Linked DNA regions of Homo sapiens: region 2 is linked to region 1. A link is an interaction called in ENCODE POLR2A ChIA-PET data of the cell type or tissue named here. Cell type or tissue: PC-3. All regions are shown on one strand. Each heading gives the region's core, and the rest is flanking DNA. Links, peaks and the distances in the headings are about the cores only. Region 1 holds the start of SYT12 (synaptotagmin 12). Region 2 overlaps PC (pyruvate carboxylase).

Region 1 (8,327 bases), core at 112-8,111:
TTGGGCGCCTTTTCTTTCTAGTCTCTTCACCTTTAAGTGTCACTGACTCCACGCACAGCATCTCTGTGATGCTCAGATGGAGCATCCTTCAGGCCAACCTCAGGGTGGGGCCTCCCCTGAGGTGCACTGCTCTTCAGGAACTGGTCCCAAAGGTCCCAGAGGTCAAGGAAGAATGAGTAGGGGCTTTGCTCGGAGGAGGTGACTTCTGTAGGATGTGATGCACAGAAGACGGAGGAAGCTGTTGGTGAGAGCAGGGAAAACACTCCAAGCAAAGGGACCAGCAAGGGAGAGTCCCTGAGGCGGAGAATGGCTTGTCAGGCGTCAGGAAGGCCAGAAGGCCCAGGAGGCAGGAGCTCAGCAGGTGACAGGGATGGTGGCATGAAAGTTCAGAGAGGCCAGCAGGGTCTGTAGGCCCCAGAAAGGAGTTTGGCTTCCATTTCCAGTGCAGCATGCAGCCACATGAGATGTGTTTGTTTTTGTAAATTGTACAGAAGCATATCACACATGCACAAAAGTGTACAAATCATCAGTGTACAATGCCATGAATTTTCACAAAGTGAACACACCCAGGAGATGGGCACTGAGATCAAAACCAGAATGTGACCAGCACCCCAGCATCCTCCCGTAGGCCCCTCTAGTCACCACCCCCATGGGGACCAGAGTCCCATGCACAGAGTAGTTTTGCTTGTCTTTGAACCTCCTATAAATGCATCCATCAGCAGCGTTCTCTGTGTCCAGCTTCTGTTGCTCAGCAGTACGTTTGTGAGATTCACCCACCATTTTTTTTTAGACGGAGTCTCTGTCGCCCAGGCTGGAGTGCAGTGGCGTGATCTCAGCTCACTGCAACCTCCACCTCCTGGGTTCAAGCGATTCTCCTGCCTCAGCCTCCCGAGTAGCTGGGATTATAGGTGCATACCACCACGCCCAGCTAATTTTGTATTTTTTAGTAGAGACGGCATTTCACCTTGTTACCCAGGCTGGTCTCGAACTCCTGAGCTCAGGCAATCTACCTGCCTCGGCCTCCCAAAGTGCTAGGATTACAGGCGTGAGCCTGAAAGGTGGATTCACTCGCCTTTCATTAGTGGTTGTAGTTTTGCTTCTCTTCTTAGTGGCACAGTCTTCCATTGTGTCACTACACCACAATGCATCTGTGCATTTGATTCATAATGGGCATTTGTGGTCTCCTGTTTGGGGCTACTGTCAACATTCTATCCTTGTCTTTTGGTGCACCCGTGTACGCTTTTCTGATCATTGAAGGGTGTTCAACATGAAATTGACAAGATCTCTCATTTCAAGCTCACTCCCGCCCCTGCATCAGCTCCCCAGTGTGACACCAGAACTGGACCAGCCTCAACTTTGCTTTTTTTTTTTGTTTGTTTGAGATGGAGTCTTGCTCTGCTGCCCAGGCCAATCTCGGCTCACTGCAGCCTATGCTCCCAGGTTCAAGCAATTCTTTTCCCTCAGCCTCCTGAGTAGCTGGGACTACAGGCATTTTTAGTGGAGACGGGGTTTCACCATGTTGGCCAGGCTGGTCTCGAACTCCTGGCCTCAAGTGATCCGCCCTACCTCAGCCTCCTAAAGTGCTGGGATTACAGGCTTGAGCCACTGTGCCTGGCCTCAACTTTGTCTTTTGTTGCTTGGGTAGAATACCCTATTAGAGTCTGGCCCCTTTTATGCCCTGATGATGTGTCTGACTCCCAACTCCCTTCCAAACCAGAAACTCGGCCATTCATTCCCCAGGCCTGGGTGTCCTGCGAAGAAAATGGACTCAAATGGACTCAATCGTACCAAAGCTGCAGCTGGCTGTGAAGGTTGAGTTAAATGGGAAATGGCAGTGAAAGCTCAGGGCCCATTACCCAGGCCCCCCGCCCCATGATAATGCCCTTTCTCTTTGTTCTGTTCCAGGTCCAGGAAATGAAATGAAGACAAAAGCGCCCCCTGTGGGTGAAGGTAAGATGCAGCTCTCTTTCTTTTTTTCTTTTTCTTTTCTTTTTTTTTTTTTGAGACGGAGTCGCCGCGATCTCACTGCAAGCTCCGCCTCCTGGGTTCACGCCATTCTCTTGCCTCAGCCTCCCGAGTAGCTGGGACTACAGGCGCCCGCCACCACACCTGGCTAATTTTTTTGTATTTTTAGTAGAGACGGGGTTTCACCGTGTTAGCCAGATGCAACTCTCTTTCTAGGGCTCCCCAGCATCCTGTCTTCTAGACCAAGGATGCCCACACTGCACCAAGCCAGCACAGACCCAGCCTCCACTGAGAGGTCAGTGCCCACAGGCTGCCCTCAGCTCTAAAGGCCCAGAGTGTAGATGAGCCAGGAAGCACTGCCACCCTTGCACACTTGCTCCCCATCTGGGATCCTCGCCCCTCTTCCTCCCCCACCCCAGACCGTTGGAGAGGTCTCCCCAGGTGTCCACCCAGCCTGCTCCCCTGGTTACTGTGCCCACAACATGTGGCACCTTCCCCCGCACCCAGCCCCTCCCAGTGCAAGCCGTGCCTCACTGCCAGACTGCGCGGGCAGGGAGGGACCTGTCCCCTGTTCCCGGAAGATGGAAGATCGCCCACACCTGGCACTGTGCCCAGCCCCTGCGGGGGCGTCATAAATATCTCCTGAATGATTCATTCATTCCTTTGGGAGAGAAAGCACGACCCCTTAGTGGTTAAAGGTATGGAGTTTGAAGTCACACAGACCTGGGTTCAATTCTGGCTCTGACCTTTGGCTCTGTGACCTTGGTCACCTCTCTGAGCCTGTTTCTTCATGTAAAAAATGGAGTCACCACGACCAGATTAGGCCACGGTGAGGACTGAGATGATGTTGTAAGGCACCAGCACAGAGCTGACCTACAGCTCAATCGTGGTGGGAGGGAGTAATTATCCATTCAGAAAAGGGGAAACTTTCCGCTGCGCCTCCTGTCGCTGTTTTCCTTGGCTCCCGGAGGTGCGCAGTATCGGGTCCGTTTTTAAGGTAAAGAAACTGAGGCCTAGAAAGAGAACAGGATAACCCAGGGCGCGGAGGCTGGGGCTAGAACCCAGGCCGGCTGGCTCTGAGTCCAGTGCTTGGCCTGCCTCTCAGAGGCCTGTGGGCACGTCCCCACCCACCCCTGTCCCCAGGCGTGGGAGCGAGGGGTTGGGCTTGGCCTCAGGGCGTCCCTGGATCCCGGACGCGCTTGGGGATCTCCGGCTCGGACCCCAGGAGCAGAGACAGCGCTCGAGCTTGTCACTTTAAATTCAAGAGGGAGCGGGCGGGCAAGCGGGCGAGCGCGAGGGAGCGCGCGGCGGGCTCCTGGGAGCGTGCCCGGACTGCGGCGCAGCTCCGGTCCGCCGCCCCGGCCCGGCCGAGCCCCCGGCCCGCGCCGCGCTCCTCGGAGGCGGGAGCCCGGCGACACTGCAGGGGTGGCGTTGCCGCCGGCGGCCGGGCTAGGCGCAGGTGCGTGCGCGCTGCGGGAGGCGGGCCGGCAGCTGGAGCCCAGCCGGAGCGGCGGCCCCTCCGCGGAGCCCGGGTGAGTACGCACCCCGCCGACCCCCGTGCGCGGCCGGGATCGCACCCTGATCGCGGACGCACGCAGCCCCCTCCTCGGGCCCTGGGCCCGGGACCCCAGAGCCCCGCGCACTCCGCGCTCCTGCACCTCCGCGCCGCGCTTGCACACGAACGAATGCCGGGCACCGCGCACGCTGGGCGCCCTTACCCGGCCCGGCCACTCCGCGCAGTGCGCATCGCATCGCACGCCCCGCATGTGCACACACGCGGCTCACCCGGCCATTTACACGCCTCCCCGCGCCCACGCTGCACACACGCCCCTCACTTTCGCATTCAGCGCCCTGACTGTCCTCACTGTCCCTGCTCTGGCTTCGCACCCCCTCCCGACACTCCGGTCCCCATACACCCTGGAGGTTCCCGAGGCAGGAGCGCTGGGTCTGCAGGAACCGTCCCAATCTGGAGGGGAACGTTGCACCCCAGCCCGAGGAGGCCCTGGCCGTGTGAAGAGCCAGATATGACCCTCAGCCGCCGGTGGCACCAGCCTGAGTGGGGGGCTTTCCAGAGCTTAGGAGAGGGGTATGGCGGGGCAGGGGAGGAAGCTTGCCCAGACTCAGGGCCTCAAGGCTGTAGATTTGGGCTGAAGTTGGGGGAGGGAGGTGGGGGGCCGGGAGCCTGGCCTGTGGGTGGAAGGCCCTGAGCTGGCCATCCTGGGAGCTCTCTTCCAGGGGCTGCAGAGAGACTGTGTGCACCCTCCTCCATTCCCAAAAGCCTGGGAAAGCTGCACCATGGAATGTCAGCTCCTTCTCCCCGTCAGGGGATGACAGTTTTAGAGAGCAGCAGCAATAGTGCTTCCTATTAGAAATGGGGAAATTGAGGCTCAGAGAGGGCAGGAGACCCACCGAAGTTACCACAGCCAGTGTGAAGAAGGGTTAGGACAAGTCCCCAAGCCCCCAGCCTCCCTACTCTGAAGTCTGAAAGCTTTCCTAAGCAGCTCTGCAGAGTGGGGGCTCCCAGCCTGGGTTTCAAACCCGGACTCTGCCACTTGTCAGCTCTGGTGACTGACTGACAAATAAAACACATCTGTAGGCTGGCAGCGCTGCCCACACTGCACCTCAGTTTCCTCTCCAGTACAAGGAGCAGGGTAGCAGCCCCCTCAGAGGGCTGCGGTGCTGAGATAACACAGGGCAAGTCACACAGTAGGTGCCCAATAAATGCCAGCCAGCACCTCCCAGCCAGTCTGTCCTGCGGTTTCTGTGGGCTGTTTGGGGGATGGCAGCAGGATGTGGTTATCTCAGAAAGCGGAGGAGGGGTACTTGAAAAGGTTTCAACCTAAAGATCCTGAAGAGGCTCACAGGTTGAAGGATGAGGCTCTCCTGGGCCCAACTCCCGACCCTTCCCATTGCCTTGCTAGCCAGAGAATGATGTGAGGACACTGGGCAAGGAGGTGGGGTGGAGCAGAAGGCAGGGACAGAGGGCCCCTCTCCCCCGCCGAGGCACAACATTCATGGAAAGCCAATTCTCTGACAAGCCCAGGAGGGGCCTCTGCCATGGTCTGATTCCAGCAAAGCTGGGGGAAGTGGGGGGCTCTTCCAACTCCCCACCCCAAAAGGCCTGCCTGTTCAGGAGTCAGCATGGTGACCAAGAGCCCAGGCCCAGATCCATTGCACCCTGGCACCAATCCCAGTGTTGCTACTTGTATGCTAGGTGACCTGGGGCCCCAGCTTCCTCATCTATAAAAGGGGGATCCATTAATCCACTGAATCATCATGTCCACATTGTGTACCTACTACAACCAGGCACAGTGCTAAGCACTTAGCACATGTTATGTCCACATGCATGTAGCAGTAAGGAGATATTGCTAGGTAGGTATGATCGAGCTGGAATTTGAACCTAGAGCTGTTTTCAATGAGTAAGCTCTGTGCAGTTTAGGGTCTGGGGATTTGGGACTGAACGAATTGGTCAGATGGGGAGGGGTGCTGCAGAGGTAGGGATGTGCAGTCTGGGAGCTCAGTGAGGGTCTGGAGCCACTCTGGTCCCCCATGTTATGCTCTTTGCTGTGTGTCTGGACACCGGGGATGCTCTGGTCACAGGCTGCCCTGGTCCCACTGTACCTCATTGCTATCCTCTTCTAGCCAAAGACACAGTCCTTCTGCCTGGCAGACCTCCAGGCTGCCAGCGGGAGCCCACTGAGGTGGTCCCAGGTGAGACAGAGTCAAGGGGTCTCGGGGATAGTGAGCAAAGCCCTTGAGAAGGGCACTGGCTGCACAGCAGCACTTGCGGCTTGGTCTGAGCTTCCTCCTCACTGGTTGGGTGACCTCGGGCCAATTCACTGCCCTTCTCTGAGCCTCCCTCTCCTCCTCCGTGGAGGAGGGGGTAGTAACAGGATTTGCCCCATGGGTCTTACGGGTGATGGGGAAGACGGCATGAGGGTTGTCACTGCTAATGGAAGAGGGGCTGGACTGGGCTACAGGAATGACTGCCAGGCCCAGCTCTACCACCGCTGGCTGTGTGGCTTTGGGCAAGTCACTTAACCTCTCTTAATCTCCCACAGCTTTGCTGGGCGTGGTGAGATCACACCACTTCATTCCAGCCTGGGTGAAAGAGCGAAACTCCGTCTCAAAAAAATAAATTAATTAAAAAAAAAAAGTAGCTCATTCAAAGCCCACTTTACCAGGCTTATGAGCAGGGATGCTTCCAGGGCTCAACAGGTTCTAGCAGTGAATGGAAGGATGGGAGCAGCCAGGGAAGGGGCAATGCCGACTTAGCTCCAACTCCTGTTGGAGTCGGGGGATGCAAACCCATTGTCCCCATATCTTCTAACTTTCTTTTTTTCTTTTCTTTCTTTTTTTTTGAGATGGAGTTTTGCTCTTGTTGCCCAGGCTGGAGTGCAGTGGTGCGATCTTGGCTCACTGCAACCTCCACCTCCTAGGTTCAAGCGATTCTTCTGCCTCAGCCTTCCCAAGTAGCTGGGATTACAGGCATGTGCCACCAAGCCCGGCTAATTTTGTATTTTTAGCAGAGATGGGGTTTCTCCGTGTGGGTCAGGCTGGTCTCAAACTCCCGAACTCAGGTGATCCGCCTGCCTCGGCCTCCCAAAGTGCTGGGATTACAGGCCTGAGCCACCGCGCCCGGCCAGATCTTCTAATTTTCAAAGGGAAGCTGGAAATCCTTTTTAAATCAATTTTTAATGGGAAACTCTCCCCGCACACACACACACTTTTTTTTTGAGGCACAGTCTCACTATGTTGTCCAGACTGGTTTTGAACTCCTGGGCTCAAGAGATCCTCCCACACCAGCCTCCCCAGTAGCTGGGACTACAGGCATGACCCACTGCACCCAGCTAAATTTTTCAATTTTAAAATGTTGGCAACTCACTTAAATGTAAGACAAATAAACACATCTGTAGGCTGGCAGTGCTGCCCACACTGCCCAGACTAGGGGTTAGGGGGTCTGTATGGGCCATCACCAGGCTGCTAACCACAGCAACCAATATGTGCCAAGCCTGACTACACGTACCTTCTCATTCCACCCTCCTGGCAGCCTCACATCTGCTTTACAGGTGGGGAACTGAGGCTCTAAGAGACTAAGAAAATTACCCAAGGCCACTGCAGCTAGCCAGGGGCAGGTATGGGAGTCAGAGCTGGGTGCAGCTGACTACAAACCCTGTGCTCAGGATGACACCCTCTAGGAGCCTCGACCTCTCTCCCAGTTCTCTTCTCCCTCCACTCAGGCAAATGAGCTCTGCCTTCACAGGGCACCAGGCTGGAACATATGTCTGGAGGCCAGGGGCGGTGGCTCACGCCTGTAATCCTAGCACTTTGGGAGGCCAAGATGGGAGGATCATTGAGGTCAGGAGTTCAAGACCATCCTGGCCAACATGATGAAACCCCGTCTCTACTGAAAATACAAAAACTAGCTGGGCATGGTGGCTCATGCCTGTAATCCCAGCTACTTGGGAGGCTGAGGCAGGAGAATCACTTGAACCCAGGAGGCAGAGGTTGCAGTGAGCTGAGATCGCGCCATTGCATTCAAGCCTGGGTGACACAGTGAGGCTCTGTCTCAAAAAAAAAAAAAAAAAAAAAAAAAAGAAGGAACTTCTGTCTGGGGTGTGCCTAGCAGTCATTCACACCCTCACTGAAATCTCAGCTCCCTGGGAAAGGATGTCGTGTTAAAGGGAGAGGAAAGAACAGACAGCGTGGGAGTCTGGGGTCTGAGCTGGGCCAGCCATGGAGGTGATGGGGCCCCCGACAGCCAGAGGCCAGATGCAGCTTGAGGCTTTGTCCCGTACCACGCCTGTTGTGCTGTGGGGTGTACTTTGCCATGCATACCTTGCTCGCGTGCTGCGGGCATTGGCTGTCCCAGCTTGGCCCCACTCTTGCAAAGTCAGCTTGTGCCAGGTAAGCAGGAAAAAGCCGATGGCTTATCTGATTCCCGGCAAGGCAGAAGCAGGCTGGGAGGTGCGTGTGTGTACATTAGCATGTGTTTCAGCGTATCCAGACCAGCTTCCGCCAGGAGCTAGGACCACCTTGGGCAGGTACATGGTGACCCATTTGACCTGCAGATTCTTAGGAAACTTTTTGGAAACCATATGCCCACTTGCAGTGAGACACAGTGGTTAGGAGCATGGAGCCAGTTGGCCTGGGTTGAACAGTTTATTAGCTGTGTGGCCTGGGGCAAATTACGCCCTGGGACTCTCACCCGCAAACCAGAGATAATAATAGTACCTACCTCATGGGGCTGTTAGGCAAATTAAATGAGGTCAGATAAATGCAAAGTGCTTAGAATGGCGCTTGATGTGTAAGAAGGGCTCGACAAGGTTCTCTATTACTATCATTATCTCCAGCCCAGGCCC
Region 2 (8,327 bases), core at 256-8,255, 94 kb before region 1:
AAAAAAAAAAGAAGGCAATGGCATCATACATCGTAGGCTACTGTCTAGCAGAAGGTATCTAAGAAGTTTTTTAGAAGAAAATGAGTCAAACTCAAGATGCAGAGAAGATAATGAAATGATATGGCAAAAAGATAAGAAGCATGTTTCTTTGCAGATGTGGAATTGCTTGGAGGACTGTGATAAAGGCCACTGTCCAGGCAAGGCCATTATCTGAATCTCTTATAATTAGCAGATATTACCCTTGTGATCAGAAAAGGCAAGCAAACTATTTCTATCTGAAATATACCACTTACAAATATAAAATGTACAGCTCTTACTGAAAGGCTAACAGTTTAAGGAATATTTTCTTTTGAAATAATCTGGAACAGAAAGTAATTATCTACACTAATGAAACAGGAATAGCAAGCAAAGATAATTCAATAAATATTTATAGAGTACTTCTTAAGTGCTTGGCATCACATAGGAAGCAGAATTTTTTAAAAAGCTTATCAGACTTTGAAAGTAAGGCTTACCATTATCAATGATCACAAAATCCTGGAAATAAGCCAAGTATTCAACAGTAGGCAAACAGTTAAACAAATCATGGCAAGTCAACACAACCGGGGTCTAGGGACATGACCAACTAGAATTGTTTAATATATAGGCCTAATGATGCACATATTCTGGTTACCAGTACTATACAGTTCAGTGGTTTTTAGCATATTTATAATGTTGGTAACCAACTATCCAATTCCAGAACCTTTTCATCACTCCAAAAAGAAACCTGGTACCACTAGCTGTCATTCCCCATTCCCACCCACCCCCAGCCCCTGGCAACCAGTAATCTGCTTTCCATCTCTATGGCCTATTCTGGATATTTCCTAGAAATGTCATATAGTATGTGACCTTTTGTGTCTGGCTTCTTTTGCTTAGCACAATGTTTTCATGGTTCATCCATGTCGTAGCATGTGTCAGAACTTCACTCCTTTTTATGGCTGAACAACATTCCACTGGATGGGTAGGCCACATTTTGTTTAGCCATTCATTGGTTGATGAACATCTGGGTTGTTTCCACCTTTTGGCTCTTTTTTTGTGTTTTGAGACGGAGTTTTGCTCTCGTCGCCCAGGCTGGAGTGCAATGGCATGATCTCGGCTCACTGCAACCTCTGCCTCGCAGGTTCAAGCGATTCTCCCACCCTCAGTCTCCTGAGTAGCTGGGATTACAGGCATGCACCATCATGCCCAGCTAATTTTTTTTTGTATTTGAATAACGCTGCTGTGAACGCTCACACATATATTACATTTTAAATATGTAATTTTTAACTATCCAGGCTGGCCTCCCCTAGTCATGCTTTAATTAGTCAAGGACTTGAACTCAGCAGTATGACTCTAGAGCTCGACTCCCAGCCACACCAGTGTACTCCCGTACTCCTCTGGTTTTCATTCTCTGATAGGAAACACACACAGCAGCCCAGGAATGCGCTGGATGGCAGTAGAAATTTAAAAGTCACTGTTAAAAATCAGCCAGGCAAGCTGGGCGCAGTGGCTCATGCCTGTAATCCCAGCACTTTGGGAGGCTGAGGTGGGTGGATTGCCTGAGGTCAGGAGTTCAAGACCAGCCTGGCCAACACAGTGAAACCCCATCTCTACTAAAAATACAAAAAATTAGCTGGGCCTGGTGGCAGGTGCCTGTAGTCTCAGCTACTAGGGAGGCTGAGGTAGGAGAATCGCTTGAACCCGGGAGGCAGTGGTTGCAGTGAGCTGAGATCGTGCCACGGCACTCCAGCCTGGGCAACAAGAGCGAAAGTCCGTCTCAAAAAAAAAAAAAAAAGATAGAATCTGGGATGCCAACTTTGGGTTCTGCTTTCCCCACTAGAAAGGGCTGGATGGTGTCAAGCCTACTCAAGGGGAGAGGGTAGTAAGGAAGCCTGGAGACTAGATCATGGGAAACAAGAAAGGTTTGTCGAATTGGGACTAAGAGAAAGAAGAAAATAATGTAAAGGAGAAATTTACATGAAGAGACAGAGAGGGAACTAAGTTCTAAGATGAACAATACAAGCAAACATAACACTATACATCTGCTTGTTGGTTTCGGCCACAGACATGAAGCCACAAAGGGACGTGTGGATTTCAGATGCCTATGTTGTGCCACTGCTTGGCTCCAGGGTCTACCACCTTCAGAAGCCCACCTGTGGCAGGCCGGGTATGGTGTCTCACACCTGTAATCCAGCACTTTGGGAGCCTAAGGCGGGCGGATCACAAGGTCAGGAGATCGAGACCATCCTGGCTAACACGGTGAAACCCCATCTCTCCTAAAAATACAAAAAAATTAGCCAGGCGCGGTGGTGGACACCTGTAGTCCCAGCTACCTGGGAGGCTGAGGCAGAAGAATTGCTTGAGCCCAGGAGGCAGGATCGCAGTGAGCTGAGATTGTGCCACTGCACTCCAGCCTGGGCGACAGAGTGAGACTCCATCTCAAAAAAAAAAAAAAAAACAAGAATCAGGCCAGCCTGAAATTAGCACCTACCAAGATGAACTTGGCAGCAGCAGAATGACCATGGGGTGTTCAGTCTACCTAGTAGTGCAAAAAAAAAAATAATGTGAGCATTAATTATTATTATTATTATTATTTTTGAGACAGAGTCTCGCTCTTGTTGCCCAGGCTAAAGTGCAATGGAGCGATCTCAGCTCACTGCAACCTCCGCCTCCCAGGTTCAAGCGATTCTCTGGTCTCAGCCTCCTGAGTTGCTGGGATTACAAGCATGTGTAACCTTGCCTGGCTAATTTTGTATTTTTAGTATAGACGGGGTTTCTCCATGTTGGTCAGGCTGGTCTTGAACTCCCAACCTCAAGTGATCCACCTACCTCCGACTCCCAAAGTGCTGGGATTACAAGCATGAGCCACCGTGCCTGGCCATGAGCATTACTTATTATGGGCAATTTCAGAAATCAAAAGGCTAAAATAGCAAAATATTTGGGAAAGAAACACTACATGAAAGTGGGAATCTGCAACCAGGGACAAGGAGGGTCAGGGTCTAAAATAGGGTCATACCATTTTTTAAAAGGGCCTGTGTATGATTCCTGCTCTGTAAGCAACCCTATCTGTACTATTTATTGAATGCTAGAATGGACTTAGCCACCATCTAAGACTTACCTAGTACCGACAGGTCAACCAAGGATCTTTAAACCAGAAGAGGCTGACCCCAGAGATTCTATCTCCCATTATAAATCCATAAAGTAGCCTTCTGGGACAAATCAGTGTCATGTGAGTTTGAAATATGAGTCAGATTTCCAGGCCCAGGCATAGTACTAAAATTCTGGGGGAGTGGCCGAAACCACTTCTGTCTCATCGCTGTGGTGCTGGCAGCCTTACTTCTCAAATGTGAAATCCAGCAACCCCTGAGAATGGAAGCCATAACCCTAGGGATGCAAAGGCTCATCTTGAAAGTGCTACTTTATTTTTGTTTTGTTTTTTTGAGACAGAGTCTCGCTCTGTCCCCCAGGCTGGAGTGCAGTGGCCCAATCTCAGCTCACTGCAACTTCTCTCTCCCAGGTTCAAGCAATTCTCTTGCCTCAGCCTCCCAAGTAGCTGGGACCACAGGTGTATGCCACCATGCCCGGCTAATTTTTGTATTTTTAGTAGAGACAAGGTTTCACCATGTTGACCAGGGTGGTCTCGAACTCCTGAACTCAAGTGACCCACCCACCTCGGCCTCCCAAAGTGCTGGGATTACAGGTGTGAGCCACGGTGCCTGGCCTTCTTTTTATTTTTTACATATTTTTTTGAAACAGAGATGGAGGTCTCACTATGTTGCCCAGGCTGGTTTCAAACTCCTGGGCTCAAGTGATCTTTCCACCTTGTCCTCCCAAAGTGTTAGGAATACAGGCATGAGCCACCACGCCTGGCCAGATTAAATTTTGTCTTAAAAGCATAGGCAAGCTGGCAAGAAAATAAGGAACATTCAGGCTAAAACCCTAAGGAGGAGAAACAGGGAGGTAAGTTAACACTGAAGCTTTTATCTAGATGGCATTTGCAGAACTAGGCAAACCTGAGCTTCAGTTTTCAAAGCCTCAAAAGGTCACAGAAGCACGGCCCAGAGCCCAGCCACGGTGGGAAATCTAAAGAGATCTTACCCCCAGTGAAGTTGGGACTTCCAAAGGATACTCCCTTAACGTAACAGTGAACCACCAAGAAACTTGATGTACCCTTCCCTGTCCCCAAGAGCTACCTGCAAGAAAAATCAACTGTCTAAATCCTTGGCAGGTAGAAAAACAAAAGCAGGTAGAAAAACAAAAAACTCCCCCCAAGAAGCTGCAATCACAAAACAGCCCTCACACAGACTTGCAGTCCAAAGTTGTACTACCTGGGCGATCAGAAAATACTCAGTGCTCCTACTGATGGCAGGAGAAGGGCAAATTAGTTTTCAAAACCTCAAATCTTTGGTTTCGGATAACCTAGAAGAGTTAGACATGCCAGCAACTCCACTCCTAGTTTATACCCCACAGAAATTCTTGCTCATGTGTTCCAGGAGCCATATGTAAGAATGTTCCTGCTGGACGTGGTGGCTCATGCCTGTAATCCCAGCACTTTGGGAGCCTGAGGCAGGCGGATCACCTGAGTTCAGGAGTTCAAGACCAGCCTGGCCAACATGGCGAAACCCTGTCTCTATTAAAGATACAAAAATTGGTTGGGCATGGTGGCACACCCCTGTAATCCCAGCTACTTGGGAGGTTGAGACAGGAGAATCATTTGAACTCGGGAGTCAGAGGTTGTAGTGAGCCAAGATCACACCACTGCACTTCAGCCTGGGCGACAGAGCAAGACTCTGTCTTAAAAAAAAAAAAAAAAAAAAAAAAGTTCCCAGCAGGGTTATTCCTGAGAGAGGAAAAAAAACAAAAGGCAGACCAAGGCCTTCTTGGCAACAGGGCAACAGAAAGGATCAACACACTGTGGATATTCATTCAATGGAAAGCTCTACGGCAGTGAACATGAACAGAGCCATGTGCATCCACATGGACGAATCACAAATGTAATGCTGAGCAAGTCACAGAAATCTACTGTAGGATTCCATGTCCAGGTGTTCAAAACCAGGCAAAATTCAACAATAAGTTATTCAGAGGTTGGCTATCGGTGGGAAAACTAACAAGAACAAGAGAATAAATATCACAAAATTCAGAATAGCTGGGGTGCCAGGTGTGGTGGCTTACATCTGTCATCCCAGCACTTTGGGAGGCTGAGGTGGGCGGATCACCTGAGGTCAGGGGTTCAAGACCAGCCTGGCCAACATGGTGAAACTTCGTCTCTACTAAAAATACAAAAATTAGCCGGGCATGGTGGCACACACCTGTAGTCCCAGCTACTCAGGAGGCTGAGGCAGGAGAATCACTTGAACCCAGGAGGCAGGGGTTGCAGTGGGCCGAGATGGCACCACTGCACTCCACCCTGGACAGCAGAGTGGCAAGATTCCATCTCAAGAAAAAAAAAAAAAAAAAAAAAAGGAATAGCTGAGGGAAGGGACTTCAACCGGGGAGGGAACATAGGGGGCTTATATGGTCCTAACCTTAACCTAGGGATGGGAACATAGATGTTCATTTTACTATTTTGTTTTAACATACTCATATGTTTTAAACATGTCTTCTGTTAAGTGTGGGATTTTGCAATAAACAAATGGCAAAATGAAGAAAAAAAAACATGCAATGGCACACAGAGTACTGCAGACTTTTTATTTGTGCTGACATCGGACGATTTCCAAGATACACTGATAAATGAAAAGGGCATGGAGCAGAAAGGGCACAGGAGAAACAAACAATAGATATATGTTTCTGTAGCCGGGCGCAGTGGCTCACGCCTGTAATCCCAGCACTTTGGGAGGCCAAGGCAGGTGGATCACAAGATCAGGAGATAGAGACCATCCTGGCTAACACGGTGAAACCCCATCTCTACTAAAAATACAAAAAACATTAGCCGGGCATAGTGGCAGTTGCCTGTAGTCCCAGCTACTCAGGAGGCTGAGGCAGGAGAATGGCGTGAACCCGGGAGGCGGAGCTTGCAGTGAGACAAGATCACGCCACTGCACTCCAGCCTGGGCGACAGAGCGAGACTCTGTCTCAAAAAAAAAAAAAAAAGAAAAAGAAAAAGAAAAAAGGAAATATGTTTCTATTTCAAAGGGCAGACCACCTCCAAGAGGACAGACAAGATAATTTAACCGGAAGTGGCCTCCTGGGAGGGGACTGGGTTACTGGGGAGAGAGGAAAAAGGAGACTCATACATTTCAATGTTTGTACAAGGTGCAAGTATTACATAGCTAAACTGAATACCTTTTTTTTTAAGTTAAACACTAACTCTTTGGATTACCGCTTGGTAACCTGCTAGAAGACTATTAGGTTCAACAGTAGCATCTCTGAGGAGTTACCTAGGTCATACCTGGGCTTCCTTGGCCCCATCAGTAACTGTTACATGAGACCTGTTTTCAGCATGGAAGGCACTCTACCATCTCAAATGATTTCAATGGGAGGGTAGAACTCCAGCCCATTCAAGCCCAGGGTTCCACAGAGACCCCTTGGTTGGACTCTGTCAATGACTAAACCCTTGGGCTTACGCTGCTGGGCTAGCTGATGTGGGACAAAAATCTCGCAGATGCAGTGGCCGAAATGTCCTTTCGGGGCCATAAATCTGCTAGGAATGGCTGCATTTGCCCTTTAGCCCAGAAGTATCCTTAATCTGGCCCTGGGGGGAAAGCCTCTTTAAACTGTGTGTTCTCTCCAGCTGGAGAAGCTAGCCATCGGGGAAAGAAAACTGATTCAGAACTGCAAAAGCAATAAAGAAAGAAGCCAGATACAGGACCAGACACAGATCTTTTCTTGGAAGGTAAATCATACCATCCCTTATCTTGTGAATTTAGTCTCAATTATGTCCCCTGTTGGCAGCAAATGCCCTGTCTTTTCTGCACACCAAAACCCATTCCAAAGTCCCAGCACCAGGAACTATGAATATCAAGAAGTAGTTGGGAGAAAAACAGAAACAAGTGTTCTTAATTCATATTTTGTGTCTGCTAGGAGAATCCTTCGTCTAAAATACCTCTTCCACCATGCACCTAAAAAATCCAACGGAAAACCTCAACCTCTTAACTCTAACACCTACAAATACTTTGTTTTGATCAGTGTAAATCTGTTTGCTAGGAGGCAGTTTCAGCTTCCACCTATCCCGCCCTGGAAGCAAGGCGAAAGCTCCAAGTACCCTGAAGGTGTCTCTCTCCTGACAGCTCTTCCAGAGGCCTCAGCCCTTCAGCCCAGGCTCACCAAGCAGTAGGCAGCCTACCACAGATGAGATGCAACTGTCTCACCCAGAAACCGTCAGATGAGGAGAAATGGGAGGCACTAAGAGGCAAGAACTGGGGAAAATCAGCTCAAGAATCTTCAGGCCCTACCAGCCCTTTCTCCTCTCTGGGTAACATTTTCTCCGGGTAAGTCTCAACGCTTATTGCTCTGGTCTCAAGCTATCTCAATTTTCTCAGGAAATGCTGAGTTGGGCTTAAAAGCCCACCATCCCGAAAGATGGTGCCCTGTCCCAATTCCCTATTTCTTTTCTATTTGTCTCTCCACTTTTCCCCGACCTCAGGTCTTGGAGTCAGCTCCCTTTAGCTAAATAAATGGGGTGGCTTTTTCCATCCTGCATTTCAAGATGAAGATTGAGCTGCAATTTAGAGCTCTCCAATCCCTCCCTCCACTTGGCCCCATGACAACTTTTCTTCTGTGACACTTTATATTTGCCACCTCCTTCCCATTGCAACCACTTCCCTAACCTCCACTTGCATCATTCCGGAATGTCTGAGTTACATTCCCTGCTGAGCTAGTCCCCACCCAACCTCTGCCTCTCCCCATTCCCAGGCAGCCACCCACTCCGCCCAGAGGTTTTCCAAAAATCCCATTCACCTCTGGGTAGTCCTGGCTCAAGCATCTCAGGGGCTTCTTATTGTCTCAAATCCCAACACGCAGCTGGGGTTCACAGAATGAACTTCCAGCCCTAATGCTCACTACGCCCCACCAGCACACTCCAACATTGCTTCCCAAGTGCTAGGCCCTGAGGATTCCACAGTGATCAATGCAGGCACAACCTCCACCCTTGCCGGCTTCCCACTGCCTTCCTCCACGCCAGCGAGGCTGGGGCATCACCCTCTGTCTCATCACCTGGCCTCACTCCCATTGCCACTGTCCGGGGGCACCCGCCTCCTACGAACTCAAATATCACACATGCGAGGACCAGCTCCTCCACCCACCTGAGAGAGTCCCCTCATCTTGCAGGGCCTCGGATTCACATATTCTACCCTCAAGGGGTTCACTTCTAACTG

The links. Peaks named below come from ENCODE experiments on the same cell type or tissue, not always from the same donor. Only the 100,000 strongest peaks of a DNase experiment are listed, where the experiment ranks them.
Region 2: POLR2A ChIA-PET joins it to region 1 with 11 read pairs; 7 of 35 experiments call an interaction of 5 or more read pairs at or near these places.

What each region holds. Positions count from the first base shown.
Region 1 is chr11:67,019,964-67,028,290 of GRCh38, forward strand. SYT12 (synaptotagmin 12) reads left to right here and starts at 3,171. Exons shown (of 8, transcript NM_177963.4): 1 at 3,171-3,497. RefSeq lists enhancers at 1,461-2,660, 3,602-4,102, 3,831-3,930, 4,103-4,603, 7,814-7,883. In PC-3, for the core only: CTCF peaks have their summits at 1,922 (motif pointing left), 2,132 and 2,895; DNase peaks (open chromatin) are centred at 2,568 and 4,748; H3K4me3 peaks cover 1,825 bases.
Region 2 is chr11:66,925,930-66,934,256 of GRCh38, forward strand. All of the region lies in intron 3 of PC (pyruvate carboxylase), which reads right to left. Among named protein-coding and RNA genes, the nearest start is that of MIR3163, 4.4 kb to the right of the region's middle. In PC-3, for the core only: no CTCF peak of the experiment used is centred there; no DNase peak of the experiment used is centred there.